Linked DNA regions of Homo sapiens: region 1 is linked to region 2. Evidence: chromatin contacts called from ENCODE Hi-C data. All regions are on one chromosome and are shown on one strand. Each heading gives the region's core, a stretch centred on a gene start or an enhancer-like site at or near the end of the contact. The rest is flanking DNA. Distances are from core to core; before and after follow the strand shown.

Region 1 (5,915 bases), core at 2,079-4,578, 3.6 Mb after region 2:
CATGTGACTATGGTCGTTACTGATTTTATACCCATGTCCAAATGTAAGAGTCGAGGAAGCAGTACTGAAGCATGGCAGAAGGCACAAGTCTGTCAGGAGGCCTGAGATTTCTTCATATTATACTTTTAATTCATTGTATGACCTTGAGCAAATCATTTAATTCCTCAAAGACTACTCTTTCTCAACCATAAAATGAAGTTTATCTGCCTCTCAAACATCCATTCCAGTTACGGGTTTTTTCCCTGCTAATTCTGTTTAACTAAAAGCAGATCATCACTTAACTGAATGTTTAAAAAGTCTTAAAACTTACCATGAAGATTCTTGATGTCAAATTTGGTGAAAAATTGCACAATGATAAATTCCAATAACCTCTAAGATTAGCTTGGTAATTTATTTAATACATTTGTAGAAAAAAAATTAAGTAGCTCCCCTGAATTTATTATAATCTACCCATATTCAAGTTATCATTACTTTCGGAGACAGCCAAATGCCTAGGCAGACAAAAAGGGGTCCCCAGAAAAATCTCCCACCTGCCCCACAAGTGTTCACATCAGATGCTTTTGTGCAGATGAGGGAACCTGCCCAGTGCCTTGTGTGAACATGCCCATATGCGCACTGGGGGAATGGGGTGGAACCAGGGCAGGGGAAGGAGGCTGGCCTCTTCAGTTCCTATGTGGTGGCTTGGGATTCAATCTGTGAGGTGCCTTTTCAGTCCCTGTGCAGTAGCCTGGGATTCAGTCTATGAGGTGGGGGCCTGATAACAGGACTCTATCTCGCTTTGGTGAGTTTTTTCTTTTTCCTTTTGCCCAATAAAATCCTGCTCTACTCACCCTTCAATGTGTCCACGTGTCTAAGTTTTCCTTGTCATGTGACAAGAACCTGGTTTTAGCTGAACTGCGGGGCAAAATTCTGCATTTCTAAATGCTTGCATTTGTGATCAAACTCTAATTGAACTGGTTATCAACCTTTTCTACTGAAGGGTCAGATTTAAACATTTTTTTCTGATTACAGAAGTATTAAATAATAATTGTCAAAATTGAGAAAATAGAGAAGAGAAATAAAGCTCCCAACATTCACAGTCTTGAAATAATTACTGTTAGCATTTTGATATTTACCATCCAGCCTTTATTTTCAAGAAACACGTGTAAGAAAGAATGTAAGAATGTATATGTTTTGTTTTAAACATCATTTGGAACATACATATAATTTTCTATCCTGATTTTTCACACATTATTCAGCAAGCATTTTTCCATATTGTTTTAAAAAATATATTTATTATGTCTATATAACAAGAATACACCAGCAAATTTAATCATCCTTCAATTTTTGAGCATTTAGTTTGTTTCTGGCTCTTGGTATTTCCAAATAATTTCTCAGAATGAGTTTCATTATCTGCAGCAGTTTAGAATAGTACCATTTCATTGTATCCTTGCAAATACTGAATATTTCTAACTGTAAAGCTTTGTTAACTTGACAAGTGAATCAATACAAATGACTAAAACATGCATTTTAATTTGCATTATTTTGCTTAGTGAAGTTTTTAAATGTCTTATTCATTTGTATTGCTTCTGAGGATCATTCATATCCTTAACTGAGAGAACAGATTTACTATAAAAAAATTATTTTTAAGTGAGATTCAGTTTTAATAACGGTTTATAGAATGTCTATAGGAAGTGCTGTCAAGTCTATAGCTGCATTTTTTTAATCAAACTTTTTATATTGAGACAATTGTGTCACATGCAGTTTTAAGAAATAATATACAGATGACCGTGTATATCTTTAATCTAGTTTCCCCCAGTGGTGACATGTTACAAAACTATTGCAATATCACAACCAGAATACTGACATTAATATAGACAAGATGCAGGATTTCCATTCCCTGACCCATGGCAATCAATTATTCTGTTGTCCACTTACATAAATTTATCAATTCTGAGATGTTACATAATGGAATTACACAGTATATAAGCATTTGAGATTGGCTTTTTCTTTAACCATAATTTCCTACAGATTCATTTCAGGGTGTGTTCATCAATACTGTGTTCCTATTTGTTACTAAATATTCCATAGGATAGATGTACCAGTTTCTGTAAACATTTATAGTTGAATTTTAATGATTATTTCATTAATACATTTGTCTAATTTCAGGGGTTGGAAGGAGAAAAGAAAATGCTTTCACTAGGAAGTCATTCGGTCATCCCAACATTCACTGAAAGCAAACCATTGGGACAAATGTTATCCTATGCTTCTGATTACAAAACAACTAAAACCCAAATAAAATAAACATTAGTAAGTAGCAGTGCTAAGATTGAAACCAGATACGTATTTAAAGAAGCAAGAAAATGAGTTCAGAGAACATTTTATCATCAATAAAAACTTTCTAAAATGTAACAATTTTTCTAGGTTTAATTAAACAGGCTAAAAACTTGATGTGTCCAGTCCATGAGAGCATCCTCCTATCCACTGGACGAGGTGTCTACTAAACCACATCTTATATCTATTGTGAGGCCAACTGTCTTGAGGCCAAACAAGACGCGAATTATATGGTAGCACTTGAGAGGGCTGCGGACACATTAGAGCAGCTTTCTCTTCCCATCTACAGCAGTTCTGGGCAGCATGCTTGGAATGGCAACGCTGACGTCCCCGAAAAACCCCAGCCCTCTTGCCAATTTCCTCTGAACCCCAACTACCCAACCCAAAATTATGTGAAGATCTGATTTTCAAACAAAACGAGGACAATAATGCACCATTATTACGTTTCCCTAAAACATTAACAGTATGGAAATTAAGACACAAACCAGAGACCGGAAAAAAATCTTGGTGCGTTCAAAGTAACCTCAATCAGTTCCCGAGTCTATTTTCCGCTTATGGTGCAGTATTAACAAAAACTAAGCACACCGTGCAGAGAAACGCCCCTTCGCACTTATGACTTCCGGCCTGGGACTCTGGCTCCTCACACGCCTTTGATACAAAGTTCGAAGGCTGAGCCTTAGCCATGCCACGCCCAGCGTGCTCCGGACGAGGATGCCCGAAACTGCAATGAGAGAGGGAAATTTCCTAGTCAGGTCAAGGTCCAACAAAACAAACGTCCGCACGCAGGAATTGAACCGTCTCGCAGGCAGAGGCGGCTGAACCAGGAGCGAGCGGAAGTGACGCACAGGCCGGTCGCCAGAGAAGGCGGGGCACCGAGGTAGCGCGCCCAATTGGGGCGCGGGAGAGGCCGGGGGTGTGGCAGCGTTGGCGGCGAGCAGGGGCCTGGGCGCGCTGGGGGCGGGGCCAGGGTGCTCGGCTCGCGGGGACTGGCCTCCTTCGGCAGCTGGAGGCGGTCACTCACGCTGGGCTAGGAGCTGAGGCGAGAAGGGCCATGCGGACGGCGAGGGAGTCCAGAGCCTTGAGCCCGGTGCTCCTCCCTCGCGCAGCGGTGGCTCTGCGGCCGCTGGAGTAAACACTGCCTTTGTTCCCTAGCGCCTCGTCTTTCGTCGCCCCGTGCCCTCACGCCGCCGGGCTCTGGCCGGCCCGCCCTCGGTCCTTGAACCCCATTTCGGCTCGTGCCGTGCGGATGCAGCTGCCGGGCCTGGGTTTGGGCATTGAGCGGGAGGAGGAGGAGGAGCGGCGGCGCCTGGGCGGCATGCGATGGGGAACTGCTGCTGGACGCAGTGCTTCGGACTGCTTCGCAAGGAAGCGGGGCGGCTGCAGCGAGTAGGCGGCGGCGGAGGGTAAGCCCGCTGGGGGAGGGGCCCGGCCCCCGTGGCTCCTCCTCTTCGGCCCCCGGCGGGGAATCCCTTTCACCGTCCCCCGGCGGCTGGAGGTGGCGGTCGAGAGCCCTGCTACACTCACTGCTTAGCAGACGTCAGACTGGTGGTCGTCTTGGAGGCCCAGTCTGGGGTCCGGTCTTGGGGCCTCCTCGGAAAGAGGTAGAAGAGGGGGCGGGGTGTCCCTCCTGCCAGGGCGCCCTGTCACGCGGGGAAGGAGTCACGGGAGACATCATCTCCAGGAAACAAGGGGTAGCTTCGCGCTAATGGGCTGTAGGACCGGCTCCACGGCAACCTGGACACACCCTGCGCTGAGCTTAGGTTTAACGCCAAAGCTAGTATCCCTGTATCTGACCCTCTCTTTAGCCCTGGCAGAGCAGGTGGGATCTGGCTCCGGAGTTAATGCCTCAGATTGATTTTAAGTAGAAGTCATTTGGATGCTGGAGTAAAATAAGGTTCCAGATACTGATGAACTCTGGTAGCTACAAAGACTTGCTGAATTGCAGAGTTCCCAATGGGCATTCAGATTCTTGGTGCTCATAACTACAGGGACAATGTGTAATTTTTTCGTATTAAGTTTTTGAAATTTCGAGAGGAATTCCTTGCCCTGATTGCTACTCAAACGTCCTGTAACATTAGGTAAATTGCAGTCCTTCTGAACTTCACTTCTCTTGAGTAAACCTGGGATATTGCTTAGGTTTTGTATATGCACCATCCACAGAATAGTAATTTCATAATTCCGTTTTTGTGTTTTTTTATTTCATATATATTGAAAAAATTAGAGCAAATTCCTTTGGGGTTGGCTTTGTTGTTATTAAATGTCCCTCCGGAATTCAAACCTAGAATTGAAAATCTGAACCAAGCCAGTTTGTGTAAGGACTAAGACTGTTTTGCACTTTCTGAAACAGATTGCTAATTTTTCATAATCTGTTCCATTTAACTAACATTATTGGGTAATAAGATGTTCAACATAAATAAATTGCAGTAAATGATCATAATTTGAATCTTTGGTAATGGAGATCTTATAAAATATAGGATTCTCATTCATTAATTAGGCATTGTGTCACCTCTCTGATACAAAATAGCTAAGGTTTTACACTAAGTATCCCTAGAATGGAAGGGCAAGGATTTGCAGTTTGTGCCTAGTGTAATATTTCGATTTCCCTAATTTATGAGTTATTACTCTTGAGTGGGACATGACAGTTGTTTTATCTTGTCATCCAGGATCATCTGGTTTAAGTATTTATAATTTTTGTGTGTGAATGAAACTTACAAGGTCAAGCTGCTTAAGTAGGCTTGCCCAATAACTAGATGCCACACAATCTTTGGCTTTTACTATTATTTGTAGTTGTGTTACAGGGCGTTAAATTCTAACTCCAAGAAAGTTGGTTGGTGAGGGAGCAGTACTTACATTCTAAATGGATAAGCAAAAAACTTTATATTTGACTTTGGACTACATGATGTGTCTGTGGACTTTAGTTTTGTTTTTTTCATGGGGTCTCCGTAGAGTACGGCATTAAAATTGTAGGTTCTACTCCCTCAGCTCGTGAGCTTGGCAGCACAGGGAGGTGGCAGGAGGAAATCCATGAATCAGCGTGAGTGTTAATTGTCTGTAGATATGCCATAAAAACATAAGCAGGTGGAGTATTTCTTTCTTTTTTTTTGAGACGGAGTCTCGCTCTGTCGCCCAGGCTGGAGTGCAGTGGCGCGCGATCTCGGCTCACTGCAACCTTCGCCTCCCGGGTTCACGCCATTCTCCTGCCTCAGCCTCCTGAGTAGCTGGGACTGCAGGCGCCCGCCACCATGCCCGGCTAATTTTTTTGTATTTTTAGTAGAGACCGGGTTTCACCCTGTTAGCCAGAATGGTCTTGATCTCCTGACCTCATGATTCGCCAGCCTTGGCCTCCCAAAGTGCTGGGATTACAGGCATGAGCCACCGCGCCCGGCCAGCAGGTTGAGTATTTCTTATCTGAAATACTTGCTTTGGAGTTCAGATTTTTATTCAGATTTTGGAATATATGCATTATATACTGGTGTAGTATCTGAAAATCTGAAATCCAGAATTCTCCAATGAACATTTTCTTTGAGTAACATGTTGGCACTCAAAAAGTTTCAGATTTTGGAACATTTCAGATTTTGGGTTTTGGGGTTAGGTATACTCAA
Region 2 (5,867 bases), core at 1,497-3,996:
CGCGAAAGAACATAATTCAAGACACTGTCAACCAAACTGCAAAATGTCTTCATAAATAAAAATCCAGGTTAATATTAGTATTATTATCCTACAAAAAACAAAGCTACTAATTTCCTCTCCAACACATATTTAAATAAACAGAAATCAACAATATTTGTAGCCTTTGTAATTCTAGTTTGTTTAGAATTTAGTTAAAAACTTATTTGTGGAGCTCTCCCTCTCTTTTGGCTGGCAGAACCATTTCTGACTTCAAGGCTTTTTATTAAAATATTCTACAATGAACACAGAAAGCTTGGTAGATACCATCTTTACACTTTTTTCTTCTTTGAATATATATTTGCTTGTGCACAGTAAGAATTATTAACATTTGCTTTTATATGTAGCTTAAGATGACAGCTCTACTGCATATTATATTGTAAACTGTGTTTCTCTCAACATTTTTCCTTCTTCATCTATAAATAGAAAACCACTGAATGATTGATTATATGTTTATTTAAGGGCATGCTCTAATGCCCACTGCTATATTCATTATTTCTTTGGTTTTCAGTTACAGAGTTTATGTTATGTTTAAATAGAACATTTTTCTGTAGGAATTGTGGGTTAGGACATGGATGATAACAGATATGCATATCTTACTCATGAAAGGTCTCTTTTATACGTGGCTTATAGAATATTACAAACTCATGTTGAAAAATATTTCAAAGCTTAAGAGGTTAAAAAATAATAATGAATTGGTTCCTGGAGCAAACTTACTTTTTGGAAAGTGATAGTAATAATTTAACATATAGATGAATGCAGTGTGTTCTGACTTGGCAGTTTTATTATTTATGAAATTAATTTTTCATTTAAAAATTATATATTAATAATTTATATGTTTTCCACAATGTAGGTAGAAATTATGTGTCCCTAGTATACACAGGAAGAAGGATAAGTATATAAACGTATACCATTTTAAACGTCTTAAATCTATTTACTTCTACAGCAATTGCCTTTTAGGTCTCATCCAGTCACAGACTATACTACACTTTTTGAGTTTATTTCCCTTCCCAGGAGCCACTTTTGTCATATGTAAAGCAGTTATACTAGTATTTACCTAACAGAATTGTCATGAAGAGTATATAAGCACAAATGTAAATCACTTAACATAGTACCTGCCAAGCAGTGGTTAATTAATGTTAGATTCCTTTTTAAGCTATAAAGGAAATTTAAAAACCTTTAATCCCTATGTTTTTCCAAAGCAAAATGTTTTATTTTTATTTTTTTCTTCATACCAAAGCAAAATATTTTAATTGTTCCAAAGTGTTCCTTACTTATAAAACTGTGGGAATTTCAGAAACATTCTGCTTTACAGTGCCCAGAGAAACTTCCTACATATAAACGCTGGTTTTGGTGTAAATGCATTCATTATTGGTGTTATCATTGGCCTTTACATAACCTAAGATTCGTGTGGCTCCGTTAAGACATAGGCAATATGACTCTGGGAGAGACTCTCACTAATGAACAGTAAGGGCAGCAAGCCTCAACTGTACTTAGAATTGGATACTACAATGTTTTGATAGTATTTTCATTACCGTCTTCAAGCAATTTCTTAACAATTGAGTTGTTAGCTAATTAGAAGTGCAGAACCAATACATGGCATCCTGTAAAAATAACCACGGGCTTAGTAACAAGCAAATAAAAAAATATAAAAACATTGGCTCTATAATGTGTCAATATGCTCTGGACTTATGTAATCAGTGACTCTTAACTCTTGCTCCAAAAGGAAGTTAACATTTGTAGAGTCTTAAAAGATTATATAAAAAAGAAAAGCAAAACAGAAAACAAAAAATCTTTTAGACCTTCTAGTCCATCCCTAATGACTAATTCTCCATCATATATTTTCATCTATTTGGATTGTAAATGTTGCCCAGACCAGAGATGGCGGTGGTTCACACTAGGGTGTCAGTGGTGGAATGGTGAGGGGCAGATGAATTGGAGATATTTTGGTAGTACAGCCAAAGAGACCTACTAATATTTTGGATGCAGAAGGTTAGTAAGGAGAGAAATCCAGACGACTTTAAGATTTTTGGCCAGAGGGATTTTACCTTTTAGCGACATACAGATGACCAAGGGAAGAGCAAAGTTGAGAGGATGAGTTATTCAAAATAGTATTATGGTCACGCCAAGCTATCAGCATTAAGGCATCCCTGTAGAGATGTCCTGTTGACATTTGTGATCCAGGCTGGATGTTTAAAAAAAATTGGTAACATATTACTTTAGCAACTATTATTAATTCTTATTATTACCACGACTACATCGGGAAGTAAAAGCTCAGCAGCCTCCGGCTTTTCCTAACCCTTGAAAAAACCTCTAATATAAAAGGCATTTATATCCAAAAGTTCCCATTCATCTCCCGCTCTGGGAACCGGGAGCGCCCCCTGTCCAATCAGCTTTCAAATCCCCTGCGTCAGCGAGTGGGCGGGGCTCACCTAGATTCCTTGGCCTCCGCTTCTCCGGCTTGGCCACGTTAGAAGTCCCGCAGGTCCTTGAAGGTACACAAATCACCTATATATCCATTAGAAAAATGTAGAGTACATTATCACAATGTAAGTTTAATTAGATTAAATAATTTACAACACTTTATTCATATCATTTATTTGTTTTATTTAGTTTCTTATTTTCTTCTATGAGTATAGTAACCACCTCCGAGCTTTACGGATCTGCGGGTCCTTTCCTCGCGCACGCGCACTTGTTAGGGAGGGCGGGCCTGTTTCCGGGAGGCGCGTGGGGCTTGAGGCCGAGAACGGCCCTTGCTGCCACCAACATGGAGACTTTGTACCGTGTCCCGTTCTTAGTGCTCGAATGTCCCAACCTGAAGCTGAAGAAGCCGCCCTGGTTGCACATGCCGTCGGCCATGACTGTGTATGCTCTGGTGGTGGTGTCTTACTTCCTCATCACCGGAGGTAACTCGGGCTGTCGGGCCCGAGAGGCTGAGGAGCGGAGAACTGACCCGCCCCGGGAGGCGCGTCTGTTCCGCTGACTCTCAGCCCCGGGGGAAGCATAGCTCTGCTTTGGATCTTTTCTGAGGGTGGAGGGGAGTTCTGGGGTCCGAAGTGTTAACGTCCAAGTTTATTCGCCTTCACGCCCTGTCTTAAGAGAATTCGTGTTCTCACTCCCATTGCCTTTCTTCTCCTTCTAGCCCTCCCATCCCAGGGATCCGAGTCAAATATATTTTTCAAGGCCAAATTGTTGCTCTTTTTGTTGCTTGCCATACGTTGTTTGATAAATGTCCTGGGAAAGCCTAATTTGGCAAACTCCGTTTCCATGGTTGGTTGTTTGATAAAGGTCCTGGGAAGGTCTAATTTGGCCAACTCCGCTTCCATGGTTGGTCAAGAGCTTGTGGGACTTTTAAACTTATCTTTGTCCTGGAATCTTGGAAGAGACTTGACAATCTTTAGTTTTGTTGGCTCAAACCTAGGGTTCTGTGTTGCCTTTTGCATGACCTACAATAAATATCAATGGAATTTTCTGAAATCACAGGTTTGATAAATATTTGAGATTGGAGATGAGATTTGCAGACGATACTGTATTTCAGTGGGCAGAAGTTGAGAATTAAAAAAATAAGATAAATAGCATTACTATTAAACGCTTCTGAATTGTCTATCATCTTATTCTGTCCTTTTCAAATAGAAAATTGCAAAGGGGCGTTGCCTTATGTACTGGTGAGTTGGCAATCCGGCTAGTCTTTTCAGAGCCACTACCCTTTCAGGCCACAGTTCCAAGATTTACTTAGAACTGTGCTACTGTGTACATTTAGATTTGGGGAAGTGGTGTACTTAACTTGGAAATTATAAAATTAATTTAGATTTTGGGAAGTGGTGTACTTAACCTGGAAATTATAAAATTAAAGCTACGGATTTGGGATAGCAAAAGTAGTTCTACTTTTAAGGGAGTGGCCATATAATTGTTATTTTCATAGATGTTTTGTGAGAATAGTTGGCACTGAAGGGGGAGGATTCAAACTGAGAGAGCTGAGTTCTAGAAAGCACCTTTGAATTTACCTCCTTCCCCCAATCTAGAATAGTGAGAATTAACTTACGTTCATTTAAATAAATTACATTTAAATATTTGAGTTACATTTAAATACTTATTTGGTAACAAGATACTATCTAGCATTGCATTAGCATTAACCATTAACATTTGCTCATCAAGTTAATAGCTACTGTACTGAATAAACAAAATTTAAAATGCATGTGGCTTTTAAAAATAATAGACTTTTAAAAATAAATAATATAGAATAATTCAGTATTATTATTGAGTGCTCGCTTCGGCAGCACATATACTAAAATTGGAATGATAGGGAGAAGATTACCATGGCCCCTGTGCAAGAATGACTCGCAAATTCGTGAAGCGTTCCATATTTTTGCACAGTTCACGAAGGTCGTTGGACAAAAAAAAAGTCATTATTCAATAATAATAATGAATAATGCTAGTTTCTTTCCTGTAACCCTTACTTCCCTTGGAGTCGGATTCTTTGCGAGAAGCCTCAGTTTTCTTTGTGGCCCTCTTTTTTCTCCTGTTGATTATTGTAATGGGGAGATTCTTTGTCCCAACCATTGGGGGAAAGTGGAAAGGTTGCTTTTTAGTGGCCAGGTCTATGAGGTATCTTGTATGATGAATTGGTTTTGCCACTGGAAGGGAAGAAGTCTCTTCTAAAAACTGAGTGCACCTTTATAAATAAACTATTTGTTGCTGACAAATAGTCAGCAAATAGATACTGAGTCCCGTTAAGTTTCAGGCACTAGGTACTGGAGATAATAGAACAAAACATAAGGACCCTGACCTCCTGAAGCTTATAATGTCATAGATGAGACATATTAAATGTCACTTAATTTTTTTGTCCGTTAAAAATGTTCACAAAAACAGGCCAGGCGCAGTGGCTCACGCCTGTAATCCAACACTTTGGGAGCCTGAGCCAGTTGGATCATTTGAGCCCAGGAGTTCGAGGCCAGCCTGGGCAACATGGCGAAACCCTGTCTCTACTGAAAATACAAAAAATTAACCAGGCGTGGTGGTACACGCCTGTAGTCCCAGCTACTTGTGAGGCTGAGGCAGGAGAATTGCTTGTACCCGGGAGGTGAAGGTTGCAGTGAGCCGAGATGGTGCCACTGCACTCCAGCCTGGGCAACAGAGCAAGGCCCTGTTTCAGAAACAAAAAACAAACCCCAAAATTAGCTGAGCCTGGTGGCGCACGCCTGTAGTCCCAAGTAGCTGGGACTATGGTGCAGGAGTTTGAAGTGGGAGGATCGCCTGAGCCTGGGAAGCTGAGGCTGCAGTAAGCTGTGATGGCACCACTGCACTCCAGCCAGGGTGACAGAGCAAGACCCGACCCTCTCTCAAAAAATAAAAACAAACAAACAATGGTTATAAATACAGTGAAAGAAAAGAACAAGAGGTTTTTGAGAAACTAAAGGGAGTTGGAAGCATCATCTGGATTGGATTCGATATGATTCCTGAGGAAATGATATGTAAGCCAAAATCTGAAGAGTTCGGGGAAAGGATATGCTAGGCAGAGGGAAACGTAGGGCAAATGTGAGACCAAAAGACCAATTAGGTGGCCTTTGTAGTTGACTTAGACTATACAAGGTTTATGGTAGTGGAGATTAGGATAATATAATGAAAGATATGTTGGAAGTAGATTCAGTAGGTCTTGAATTCACTGGGTGTAGGGGAAGAATGAAGTGGGAAGGAATCTTACAGGTTTCTGGTTTGAGCTCCTGAATAGATGGAAGTATCATTTCCTGAGATTGAGAAAACAAAGTTTTTGGTGGAAAATGGTGCACCAGAGGTTGTTTTGGGGTAAAATTAGTTGGATATGTCACATGTGC

What was found. Hi-C counts contacts between places; a loop is a spot of excess contacts on that map. Pooled maps may share reads with other maps.
Region 1: a loop to region 2 is called in a pooled map, with 17 times the contacts of the local background. The contact joins the promoter of AP1AR here to the promoter of OSTC in region 2. A Hi-C loop is called at or near these places in 8 of 50 pooled maps.

What each region holds. Positions count from the first base shown.
Region 1 is chr4:112,228,459-112,234,373 of GRCh38, forward strand. AP1AR (adaptor related protein complex 1 associated regulatory protein) reads left to right here and starts at 3,329. Exons shown (of 10, transcript NM_018569.6): 1 at 3,329-3,716. The coding sequence starts at 3,634. AP1AR-DT (AP1AR divergent transcript) reads right to left here and starts at 3,692. Exons shown (of 1, transcript NR_186684.1): 1 at 1,103-3,692. RefSeq lists enhancers at 3,102-4,049, 4,074-4,123 and silencers at 3,154-3,433, 3,594-3,863.
Region 2 is chr4:108,647,853-108,653,719 of GRCh38, forward strand. It overlaps OSTC (oligosaccharyltransferase complex non-catalytic subunit), which reads left to right and starts at 2,747. Exons shown (of 4, transcript NM_021227.4): 1 at 2,747-2,942. The coding sequence starts at 2,804. It also overlaps the pseudogene RNU6-431P. RefSeq lists enhancers at 2,687-3,036, 3,651-3,700, 5,143-5,657.